Linked DNA regions of Mus musculus: region 1 is linked to region 2. The links are chromatin contacts, found by Hi-C or POLR2A ChIA-PET in ENCODE. All regions are on one chromosome and are shown on one strand. Each heading gives the region's core, a stretch centred on a gene start or an enhancer-like site at or near the end of the contact. The rest is flanking DNA. Distances are from core to core; before and after follow the strand shown.

Region 1 (6,712 bases), core at 4,206-6,705, 33 kb before region 2:
TGGGAAAGCCTCTGGCAATAGGGCACGTGTCTCAAGTTGTGGAAGCAACTTCCCTGCCCAACTTCCCTGGTTCCACCTTTCTAGGAGTTGCTCATTCAAAATTGTTTTTGTTTGATTGTTTGTCTTGAGACAGGTTTTTTGTGACAGCATTTCTCTGTGTAGCCCTGGCTGTCCTGGAACTAACTCTGTAGACCAGACTGGCCTCGAACTCAGAAATCTGCCTGCCTCTGCCCCCCAAGTGCTGGGACTAAAGGTGTACTCTACCACACCCATCTCACCCAAAGTTGTGGCTCATTCATAGTAAGGTATTTTTAGTGGGCCCAGAGTTCCATGGACCTTAGCTACCCTTTTGGGGACAGACCTGGTCAAAGACCCTCTGATGTCTCATATTTTAATTACTTCTTGTCTTGCCTAGTCCTCAGGGTGTCCATCCATGCTCCCTTTCTTCCAGGCCCTGGGCTACATGAAGAGGGCTAACCTCTATTGATTATGTATTGATTGATTGCTATGAACCCTTCAGACTTAGCCCAGGCACCTGTTTCCTCTGCCCCTGCCCCCAAATCTTAAATGTTTTTACCTTACATGTCTGGCTGTAGTGACTGCTTACCATGAATTACTGCGATGTTTGGGAATAAAACTGAGCCATCCCAAGGCCTAGCATTGGTCTGAAGTATAGGCACTCAGTGGATAATAAGCATACAGGAATCTTTATTTGATGAGGGATAGTGCAAATGCCATATTGCAGGGAGGAACCATGCTAGGATGGGGCCTTGGGGGTTCCTGGAACAAATGCATAGCTAGGTACAGGAGTAACCACCTACAGAAAGTGAAACCAGCACTGCTCCGCACAGCAAAACGAATAAGACTCAACCCAGGGCCCTGGTCAACTGAGGCAACTTGCAAAGAAGATAAGAGCTGGTGGGTGCTAGGGAGGCCCATGAGGCCCAGCCTCTGCCTAGGCAGTGATAGGCAGCTAATAGTTTCTGGGGGAAGAGGGTCATAGTCCTTAGCAGTGAAGCTTTGCCTCCAACTGACGTTCATGTTCAGTTCTGATTAAATGCAGTGGGACACACACACAGACAGACCATGATATCAAAGTGTGAGGGGTCTTGTTAAGAAGAAGAAAGGATTTGAGAGGAGGGAATGAGGGAAGATGGTGGGGGAATATGATCAAGGGACATTATATACGTATGAAGTTGTGAAAGGATTCATTTCAAAAAATAAAAAAGGGAGCCAGGCGTGGTAGCGCACGCCTTTAATCCCAGCACTCGGGAGGCAGAGGCAGGCGGATTTCTGAGTTTGAGGCCAGCCTGGTCTACAAAGTGAGTTCCAGGACATCCAGGGCTACACAGAGAAACCCTGTCTCGAAAATAAATAGATAGATAGATAGATAGATAGATAGATAGATAGATAGATAGATAAAATAAGAAAGGACATAAGGGTCTCTCATTGTCCAGAGCCCAGGAGAAAGTAGCTGAGGCTGGCCATGGGTCTCTGGGCTTCCCTATGACTGAGAGTGGAATCGGTGCTTGGCTCAGAGCTCAGGACAAAAGTAGGCAACCCCATGTCTTTTCTGGCCCCGTGGCTTTCAGTTTTGCTGCCACCCCAGGGGACTTGCAGAATTCCACCAGGGATTATGTTCTCACTGTTCTGTGTGCCTTGGAGAGAAGTGTGAAGGAGTGCACACAGGTTAGCAAGGCTCCAAGGCTCTCAATGAGGCTCACACTGCTCCGGAAAGCCAGCCCCGTTGCCTAGTCCAGGCCTGCCCTAGGTTTTTCTGGTCTCCACTCTGGCCTCTGGCCTCTGGCCTCAGCCCTTGACCACAAAATGTCAAAGGGGAAGACCCTCCTGGCAGGTGGGACAGGAATGGGTCCAGCGGAACTTCGCCAACCTCACAGCCATCTGTACCCTCGCCCGCCCTGGGAGGCACAGTCTTCTGGTCCTGGAGATGCTTCCAGCCATTCAAACCTGGGAGATCTGACGAAGGCTCTTGATCCCCACTGTCTGAGTCAGGGTTTCTATTCCTGCACAAACATCATGACCAAGAAGCAGTTGGGGAGGAAAGGGTTTATTCAGCTTACACTTTCCACATTGCTGTTCATCACTAAAGGATGTCAGGACTGGAACTCAAGCAGGTCAGGAAGCAGGAGCTGTTGCAGAGGCCGTGGAGGGATGTTTCTTACTGGCTTGCTTCCCCTGGCTTGCTCAGCCTGCTCTCTTATAGAACCAAGACTACCAGCCCAGAGATGGCACCACCCACAAGGGCGCCCCCCCCCACCCCCCGCCTTGATCACTAATTGAGAAAATGCCTTACAGTTGGATCTCATGGAGGCATTTCCTCAACTGAAGCTCCTTTCTCTGTGATAACTCCAGCTTGTGTCAAGTTGGCACACAAAACCAGTCGTACACCCACTCACACCTTGAGGCTGAATTTAGGGGCCATAGGGCATGCCTGACCTGTCTCCCTAGAGGCTTCCTTACCTGCCTAGCCCCAAAGCGATAATAGCTGTTGTGGAGTGGACTATGGCCTGTGATATGGAGTTTTTGCTGCTCACCTGACTCCTGTCTGTCTGCTGCCCTCACCTTCCACATGCATGGAAGGGCAGCCTATCTGCTTATTCGTTCACTCATCCATTCAGCCATCACTCTCTGAACATTTTGCTGTGACCCAGTCACGGTGGCTTGGGATCTAACACTCATTTGCTCAGTAGACAAACATGTTCCCGTGTGTCTGCTATTCATGGCAGGTGACAGAGGAAGAGCAATGGACCAAACAGTACCCTGCCTCCCAAGTTTACTTCTCATGGAGTAGTGAGGCAGAGAATGTAAGAAAGTGCTGTGATTGAGGAAGGGAGAAAGCCATCCATTGCAAAGAGGCAAGGCTAGGCTGTGGCTGTAGACTAAAATCCTTTCTGATCCAAGAGAATTTCCATCTGAGGTGTTTGTGGAAGAGGCTGTGTGCTGAAGTTGCCTGCCGAAACACATCAGGTCTTAATACGAGTTAGTTAGCCTCTGTCGACCTGAGAAAGACGGTGCTTTTTAGTTTGGATCTTTTTTTTTTTTTAAAGATTTATTTATTTATTTAAAGTACACTGTAGCTGTCCTCAGACACTCCAGAAGAGGGAGTCTGATCTCCTTAAAGATGGTTGTGAGCTTCTTCTTCTTTTTTTAAGATTTATTTATTTAAAGTACACTGTAGCTGTCCTCAGACACTCCAGACAGAAGAGGGAGTCAGATCTCATTACGGATGGTTGTGAGCCACCATGTGGTTGCTGGGATTTGAACTCCTGACCTTCGGAAGAGCAGTCGGGTGCTCTTACCCGACTGAGCCATCTCACCAGCCCTTTAGTTTGGATCTTAAAGCACCATTTAAACTTTGTTTTCCCTTCAGATTTATGCACCTGTTTTCCATGTATGAGTATCTACACATCACACTCATCCCTGGGGAGATTGAGAAGAGCGTGTCAGACTCTCCTGGAGCTGGAGCTATGGATGGTTGAGAGCCATCACGTGGCTGCAGAGCGCAAGAGTTCCTATGATGATCGCACCCTAACTCTCCAGCCTCACCCTTGAACTTTTTTTCCTGTTTTCCTGTTTGTTGGTGGTGATGATTTGAGACAGGGTTTCTCTGTGGAGCCCTGGCTGTCCTGCAACTCAAAGATCCACTTGCCTATGCCTCCCTAGTGCCGGGATTAAAGACCTTTGCCACCATACACTTTACCTTCAAACTTTTAGAAATGGCTTTTGTAAATTTTTTTTTTTTTTTTTTTGGTTTTTCGAGACAGGGTTTCTCTGTCTAGCTCTGGCTGTCCTGGAACTCACTTTGTAGACCAGGCTGGCCTCGAACTCAGAAATCCTCCTGCCTCTGCCTCCCGAGTGCTGGGATTAAAGGCGTGCGCCACCACGCCCGGCGTAAATTTTTTTAAGACTTACTTATTTTATGTGTAAATACACTTCAGACACACCAGAAGAGGACATTGAATCCCATTACAGATGGTTGTGAGGAAGGGTAGGCAGTGCTCTTAACCACTAAACCGTCTTTCTAGCCCTGCTTTTATACTTTTTACAAGAGGTTTTATCTATACCAGGTGATGATGGTGCTCACCTTTAATCCCAACACTAGGAGGCAGAGGCAGGCAGATCTCTGAGTTTGAGGCCCATCTGGTCTACAGAATGAGTTTCAGGACAGCCAGGACTACACAGAGAAATCTCATCTCAAAAATAAAAAACAACACACACAAAACAACAACAACAAAAAGAAACAAGAGGTTTTATGAAAAAGCAAACTAAAGCAGTAAGGGGATGCAGAGCCAGTCTGGAACAACTGAGTTCCTAAAGGTAGGCAGGTGAGGGGAGGTGGGTGCAGGTTGAAGCTAGCCTGGGTCTGCCTGCTGCCCCCAGGCTAGCAGTGGGGGTTCTAGGTGAATGCTTACAGGGTCAAGCCGACTCCTCTCAGGCTCAGCTTCTAAGGAGAGAGGCTCCCAGGCCGCTGTCTTGCTTCTGGGTTGCTCAGAGGATTAGTCAGAAGAAAGAGAGACACTGACACATGACAGTCATCAGCCTATCGGGGATTGGAGGCTAGCTGCTTCCCAGAAGCACTTTTTCCAGAAGTAACTTTTCCCAGTTTCACAAAAGGCACTTTTAGCAAGTCAATTTCCACACACCAAAACCTTTTTTATCTGATCTAGGGGTTGTCTGAAGGAACCATCATCTAAGCAATTCTCAGCCATTCGAGACTTCCTGGTTTGTCAGGTATGTCTTGGGACTAAGTTACGCTAAGGCTACTTCAAAGCGTAAGTGCCATTACTCCGGAATTCATGCCACAAACAATGGCTCTGCAACAAGTCTGCTGCAGACAACCCTTCTGGCTGTGGACAGGGAGGAGGCTGGGTTATGTCTGGTCAGCCCAGTGCAGATACCTCAGACTTCTTTCTTCCCCGGGGCAAGGACAGAACAGTTTTTTTTTTTTTTTTTTTTTTTAAAGATTTATTTATTTATTTATATGTAAGTACACTGTAGCTGTCTTCAGACACTCCAGAAGAGGGAATCAGATCTCGTTACGGATGGTTGTGAGCCACCATGTGGTTGCTGGGATTTGAACTCTGGACCTTCGGAAGAGCAGTCAGGTGCTCTTACCCACTGAGCCATCTCACCAGCCCAGACAGAACAGTTTTATTCACGTGGTGGGAATTACTTAGGAGAGAAATGACTAGACCTTGGGGTACTAGGAAGGCCTGCTCTGGACCGTACACCTTGAATGCTGGGAGGCCAGATCCTAGGATTCAAGTCCGGAAACGCGCAGGGGAAACTGTATTAAAAGGGTTAAAGATGGGAGAAGCCAAAGAAGACAGAACAGCAGCCCAAGAGGAAAAAGGGGCGGGGTCCTGGGTGGAGGTGCCGCACCCTGGGCCCGCCCCCCTGGGATCTCAGCCCCCGGCCTGGTCTCGTGACATTGGTCAGAAAGTCACGAGTACAGGCTGAGGCGGCCGCTGCAGTTGCAGTATGGACTCGGAGAGGGATGTACGCGCACAGCTGCAGCGTGCGGGCCAGGACCATCTCCTGCGCTTCTATGCCGACCTGGCTCCGGAAGCCCGAGCCGCACTGCTAGCGGAGCTCGCCTCATTGGAGGCCGACGCGCTGCGTGAGCACTGCCAGCGCGCCGCAGCTGCGGGCGCGCTAGCTCCGGGTCCTCTGCCGGACCTGGCTGCGCGCCTGCAGCCCCTGCCCCCAGAACGCGTGGGCAGCGCGATCCGCTGTGACCAAGAGACACGCCTGCGGTGGGAAGAGGAAGGTAGGCAGCGCCGTGCCAGGCTGGGGTTGGGCAGGTCCGGCCCGTTGAGGCCGGAAGAGTTAGAGCCTATGGGCGGTGGGGGTAGTGGGGGCGGAGTGGAGGACACGGACTCGGGAAGTGCAGCGGAGAGTTATTTGCCTTGCAACTTCTTCCTCCTGTGCCTAGTAACCCCCGAAGTCGTGCTCACTTGTGGTTCTCCAAAGTGAAAGAGGCCTTATCTCACGATGCACCTCTCCTCCAGGTTTCCGACAGATTTCTCTGAACAAGGTAGCTGTCCTGCTGCTGGCGGGTGGGCAGGGCACTCGCCTGGGCGTCACATACCCAAAGGGCATGTATCAAGTTGGGCTGCCCAGCCAGAAGACCCTGTATCAACTGCAAGCAGAGCGGATCCGGCGTGTCCAACAGTTGGCTGACCAGCGACAGGGGACCCACTGCACTGTGCCCTGGTGTGTCCTCCATGCCAGCCTCCCAAAAAGACCACCCCTAAATTGACCCAGGCCTACCCCACACCAAGACCTTAGACCCAATCTTAGCACGGCCCTAGACAGAGCCCAGTACTTGCCATTACTGAACCCCTTCTAGACTTGCCAGATTGAGCTGGACTCCCCTGGAAGCAGCTCACTGCTAGGACATTTACAGGTACATCATGACCAGTGAGTTTACCCTGGGACCCACAATCAAGTTCTTCAAGGAGCATGACTTCTTCCACCTGGACCCCACTAACGTAGTGCTGTTCGAGCAGCGCATGCTACCTGCTGTGACCTTTGAGGGCAAGGCCATCCTGGAACGGAAAGACAAAGTTGCCATGGCCCCAGGTATGGCCCACACCTTGGATAGGAACAGGTTGCCCCACCTGGGCCACAGAGTACAGCTGTGGATCAGGAGGCCTGACTCCCAGGTAAGATGTACTCAGGCAGGCTA
Region 2 (5,909 bases), core at 986-3,485:
TGTCTCATCTATTTACGGCTGGCCTCTCACCTGCCCTTCCTATCGGCTTCTGTGGTTCCTCCAAAGAGGAAAGTCTCTTTCCTCATCAGTGGGCAGCCAACACATGCCTGACACAGGAGCTTAATCATGTCATGGTGGCGTTCAAAGGGAATGAAGCAAATGTCTGCCTCTTTCTTGCCCAACTTCATACAGTCAGCCTCACCTGAGCCAGTGTGAGGCTGGCTGTGACAGGGAAGAGAGGGTAGCATTTACCAACCTAGAGTGCTCCAAAACAGACCCCAGTGACAACCCACAGAGCCCTTACTGGAAATACCTGAGAGAGTATGTCTGCAAACCCTTCTTGTTCAGCACTTTCCTTCTGAGGCGCTGGTAAGACAGGCAGGACTTCTTGCTTCATCTTCTCTACTTCTGCAGGTCTGCCACTCAGAGCTGTGGAAGCAAACCTTTTCACCTTAAGGCCCATTACAGGCTCCAGAACAGATGTCTAAACAGGTGCTATTTGTTTCAGGTAGTGAAACCTCCAAGAAGCACTGAACTCAAGAAGGCCCAGAGGAATCAAATCTGCTGTTAGTGTCATTGTATCTTGGAGAGAGTTTGTCTGTGGAGCCCTGGCTTTGTAAACCAGGCTGACCTCAAACTCAGAGTCACCTGCTTCTCCCTCCCAAGTGCTGGGATTAAAAGCGCCACCACCTCCCAGCTTGAGCAGGGTTTTATGTAGCCCAAGCTAGCCTCAACTCCTGATCCTCCTACCTCTATTTCCCAAGTGTGAAGACCACAGTCTTTTCCAGGCTGAATTCTTTTTCAAGCATTTGGCAGAGTGTGTCCTTAAACACAACATACAACAACCCCCTCAGCCCCGCAACATATCAATTTAATAGTGCCCAAACAGGCAGCTTGACTTGAGCAATCTGAAGCAATGTTTGGGTTTCCAACCTTAAAGCAGCCCAGAAGGAATCCTAGGATCCTCTCAGGATATCCACTGGTCCCAGGCAAACACACTGTACCACGTGGTAGGGACATGTGATTAGTGCTGATCTGCTGCTATAGACTGATGGGGAGGGGAGGGACAGCACTGTTGGCCCAAAGACCTACAGGGTCACCTGTACACCAGTTGGTCATACTGGGCTCCACATTTTCCCCTCTGCTGTATTTATTGCCAATCTGTCACCACATGCCTTGTGGTACTGTTTTATCTGGATTGCAATACTGTATCTGACCTCAGCCTGCATCTCCTCTGCTCGAGCACCACTGGTATTTCATACCTTTCCACTGGTCAGCCGTATGAAGAGAGTACAGGAATCCACAGAGAATCAGAAAGCCCAAGACGAAGAGAATCACATTCCGCTGTAGCCTCGAAAGCTGCTTCCATTTCTAAGAAAGAGCCGGGAAAATGACACTTGTCACAGATTCGGTTAAAAGAGCAATTCAGAGAGACCCTTATGTAAGGCTTGTCCTTACTTGAGGGCAGGTAAGTTCCCTCTCAGCAAAGTTTACATTGACAGAACAGTGCTAGAGGTGACAGAGCACACCATCCCATACATGGCACAAGATCTGTACACCATGTGTCCAGCTGCACGTGCACTGGAGAAAAACTCCTGAAATCCCCATGACTTGGCTCAGGCATCGTCGGACCATACGGGCTGTGCTCATTGCCCCCTCAGCTCAGGATCCCCAGGGCACCTGACATTAGGCAGGGGAAGCAACCACACCGAAACCCAAGCTGCGAGAACCAGACGCAGCACAGAAACTTCTGGACGCTGGAAGAGACACGAACGCTCCAGCTAGGTACTTCCCTCGGTAAGGCTTCCCCAGCCCGGACCCCGCCTCACCCTCCAGCATGAGCGCCGCCGCCGGCTCTTGCTGTTGTCGTAGCTCTCGCCCAGGCTCAGCGTCACCGAGATGAAGTCCCGGTGAGGCGCCGGCGGCGGCGCCGGCGGTGGGTACATAACTGCGAAGCCGGCCCAAAAGACCTCGCTTGCTGGAGGCGTCAGGAAGCCCAAGACTGAGAAAGACCGCGGGCTGCCATAACGAAGGCATCCACACCCCGCCCATCGCCCTAAACACCAGTGCGCACGCGCCGCGTCTTATCGGTCGTTGCGCAAGCTCAGAACCCTAGTCTAAGCACCGCGCCTGCGTACACCCTTGTGCTGGTATTTCCTGGCGGGTCACTGGCGTCACGATACCCGCCCCTGTGCCGTTGACGTTATTTCATCGCGTCCTTACGTCGCTGAATCGCGCGCATCCGCTCCATTGCAGGCGTCCTGCAGACTCCCTGTTGGGGGCGGACTGACTACGGTTTGGAGAAGTGTTCTTTGTTGCAGTTACGTCTGGCTTGAGTTGTGGACTATCACCCTTGCCGGAGTCCTGCGCTCGATCTCGGGGAGCGGGCATCACCCTGGCGCGCCTGGAGGTGAAACGCAAAACTCCTGACCGGAGGAAGGGACGGCCCTGCTGAGGCTGAGTCCTGGGGTGGCTCTGCGCCCTGAGGCCGCGGCCTGGCCTTTCTAGTCGCTCCGGCCTGGGAGCGACCCTTTCTGCGACCATTCCGCTCCTAGCCCTACCTACGTACTCGGCAACGGGTTTAAAACGACCTCACTTTTCCGTGCGCGTGGTTCCCTCGAGGAAAACATGCAAAACGACAAAACTGCCCACTGTCCGGTGGGTGAAACTGCTGCTTCCCAACTTACTTGTGGTATTTCTGAGCATTTGGAGAGTTCCCTACGTTGCGATCATTTAGTTTGAATCTCCTACAGAAGACCTACCTGATCCCGCGCCCCTTCCCTACATTTTTTTTTTTTTTTTTTTGTGGGGTTGGGGGAGGTTCGAGACAGGGTTTCTCTGTATAGCCCTGGCTGTCCTGGAACTCACTCTGTAGACCAGGCTGGCCTCAAACTCAGAAATCCGCCTGCCTCTGCCTCCCGAGTGCTGGGGTTAAAGGCGTTCGCCACCACACCCGGCCCCTTCCCTACTTTTAAGTCCTCACAGATCGCTATTACAATAGTGCTCTCAAATGTAGGTTTTCGGAACCATGGCAGATGGTGCAATGACTTTGAGGTCTGCATATCTTCCAAAATGAAGGCGGAGTTCTTGTTGGCTATTCACGCCAACTCAAGCCAGGTCTACACATTCCCACGTTCTGCTACTGCTTATGACCATGAGGTGGCAGTTGGCATACCAAAGGGCTAGTTAGAGCTCTACGTTAAAAAAAAAAATAAACCTTTGAGGGAAGAAATAGGAAGAGTTTGTTAGACCAAAACAAAATCTGGAGCTGAAAATCTTCCAATTCAAGCCAGGCAAGAATGATAAGCCACTGTGGGACAAATCCTTGTCCAAGTTCAGAATCTAGCGACATTGAAGGTCTTGAAGGGGTTGAAAGAGGAAAACCAAGTCAGCCACAGAGAGCAATGATGAAGTAACCTTGCCCTTCTCATAATTAAAGCAAAGCAACACCTGTCTGTGCCCATATACAGACTCTTAACACTGCAGAGGTAAGGAAGTTACATAGTTCCAAGCCAGCCTGGGCCCCAGAGTGAGTGAAGTCTTGTCTAACAGTACTCAAACAATGGGAAGCTATACCTTTAAGCACACAGAAATTCATTATAGGCCATATATAAGACCTAAAAGAAGTCGAAATAAATTTGGAAAGATTTTGGTCACATAACATATTTTTAGCCATATTTGGACTAGAAAAGTGAGAAATCAATAAATATTTGAAAAGCGTAAACACCACTCTAAATAAGAGGGTTTTGGGTTTTTTTTAAATCACAAACTAAATTAGAAAATAATGTTGAATCAAATGAAAAGGGGGGCTGGAAAGGTGGCTCATTGGTTTGAAGGAGTGTACTATTGTAGAGGACAAGGGTTCCCACATCAGGCACCTTACAACCACCTGTAACTCTAGACCAAGGGTGCCTCTGTGAGCATCTTTATGCAAATGTACATACACACATAAAATTAAAAGTAATATATTTTTGAAAAATTTGAAACTTTGGTTATAAACTTTTACAATAAAAGTGATGGAGGGGGGCTGGTGAGATGGCTCAGTGGGTAAGAGCACCCGACTGCTCTTCCGAAGGTCCGGAGTTCAAATCCCAGCAACCACATGGTGGCTCACAACCATCCGTAACAAGATCTGACTCCCTCTTCTGGAGTGTCTGAAGACAGCTACAGTGTACTTACATATAATAAATAAATAAATCTTAAAAAAAAAAAAAAAAAGTGATGGAGGGGGCTGGAGAGATGGCTCAGTGGTTAAGAGCACTCACTGCTCTTCCAGAGATGCTGAGTTCAATTCCCAGCAACCACATGGTGGCTCACAACCATCTGTAATGGGATCTGATGCTCTCTTCTAGTGTGTCTGAAGGCAGCTACAGTATACTCATATACATAAAATAAATAAACAATTATTTAAAAAAAAAGTGATGGAAAGCCTTAACTGTTTCCACATTAGCAGACTGGAGGAAGAGCTAGCTGTAGCCCCACCTGTGCTTTCAATACTCAGGGGGCTGACACTGGAGGATTTCAAGTTCAAAGTTAGAACTGAATGAGACCCTGTTGGGGAGGATGGAGAAGAAAGGAGGAAAAGAGGGAGAAAGGGGGAGGGAAGAGAGAAATAGATTGTAAGAGACATAAGTCTTTTATATGTCAGATCTTATATGTGGCCTATGATGAACACTTGTGCATTTGAAGGTATAGCTTCCTGTTGTTTGGGTACTGTGTGATAGTTTCAGTTAGGCCAAATGGTTGCCAGCACTGAACAGCAAGATAGAAGACAGTGTACTCATAAATCAAGAGGCTTAGGTAAAATAGAAAAACTCTTAAGTTACAAGGTGGTAAAACCAACTCAAGAAGTGGGAAATGGAGAAATACCTATAAAGAAATTTACTTTAAATCTGTGGCACACCCTACAATCCCAACACACTGGAGGTTAAGGCAGAGGGATTTCACGGTCAGAATTGGTGGTTGAGTTGGGAGAATTTTTGTGAGCTTGAGGATAATCTAAGCTACACAGTGAGTTTAAGGCCAGTTTGAAATGTGTAGTAAAGCACCGTCTCAAACAAAACCACCCACCCACCAACAAAAGGGTCCGAACCGGCCGGGCGTGGTGGCGCACGCCTCTAATCCCAGCACTTGGGAGGCAGAGGCAGGCGGATTTCTGAGTTCGAGGCCAGCCTGGTCTACACAGTGGGTTCCAGGACAGCCAGGGCTACTCAGAGAAACCCTCTCTCGAGAAAACCAAAAAAAAAAAAAAACAAAAACCAAAAAAAAAAAAAAAAAAAAAAGGTCTGAACCGTATATGTCTCCCTTCTCATAAGGCCACACCAGCATTCTTCCAGCTACTTGAGCCTATGAACTTTGGAGTTATTCTTGGGCCCTCATCTTTCTTTTAGGACAGGGCTCCTCTGTCCCTGGCTGTCCTGGAACTACAGAGCAGGCCAGCCTCAAACTCAGGGAAATCTACCTGCCTTTGCCTCTTGAGTGCTGGGATTAAAAAAGTGTGGAGTTTTATCTAAACAACAAAAGTAATTATATTGAGTCATGGTCCTTAACACTTATTTAGACTGGATTTAACATTAGAGAATTCATCTTGTGTAAAACCCTAGGACTATAAAGAACAGGTGAGGTCTTTAAACCTCAATCCTTAGTCAGGATAAATGAATTCATATTTGTAGGAACTACATGTAATTACTCTGAATGGGTAAGATATGTATTCTCTTTATAAATGTAAAAAGTAGAGTAAAACCTTTGCTCAGACCTCAATCTCTCTCTCTTTCTCTCTGTCTGCCTGTCTGTCTGTCTGTCTGTCTGTCTCCACTCAGCTCTGTAATGACAGAAGATATGTGCTGTCATGCCTGGGTTTTCATATAGGTCTGTGTTATGGAGTTCCCGACCCCTGAAAAAAGCTTAGA

Evidence for each region. Hi-C counts contacts between places; a loop is a spot of excess contacts on that map. ChIA-PET counts read pairs that join two places held with the same protein, here RNA polymerase II (POLR2A).
Region 1: a map of v-Abl transformed pro-B cells shows a loop between it and region 2 (2.0-fold over the local background). The contact joins the promoter of Uap1l1 here to the promoter of AA543186 in region 2. A Hi-C loop is called at or near these places in 2 of 37 maps with a recorded cell type or tissue (T-helper 2 cell and v-Abl transformed pro-B cells). POLR2A ChIA-PET finds 5 or more read pairs at or near these places in 4 of 5 experiments (Patski and embryonic stem cell).

Annotation. Positions count from the first base shown.
Region 1 is chr2:25,364,406-25,371,117 of GRCm38, reverse strand. It overlaps Uap1l1 (UDP-N-acteylglucosamine pyrophosphorylase 1-like 1), which reads left to right and starts at 5,455. Exons shown (of 9, transcript NM_001033293.3): 1 at 5,455-5,791; 2 at 6,033-6,237; 3 at 6,431-6,606. The coding sequence starts at 5,503.
Region 2 is chr2:25,328,897-25,334,805 of GRCm38, reverse strand. It overlaps AA543186 (expressed sequence AA543186), which reads left to right and starts at 2,235. Exons shown (of 2, transcript NR_027448.1): 1 at 2,235-2,658. It overlaps Man1b1 (mannosidase, alpha, class 1B, member 1), which reads right to left and starts at 2,063. Exons shown (of 13, transcript NM_001029983.2): 1 at 1,830-2,063; 2 at 1,263-1,371; 3 at 314-429. The coding sequence starts at 1,946.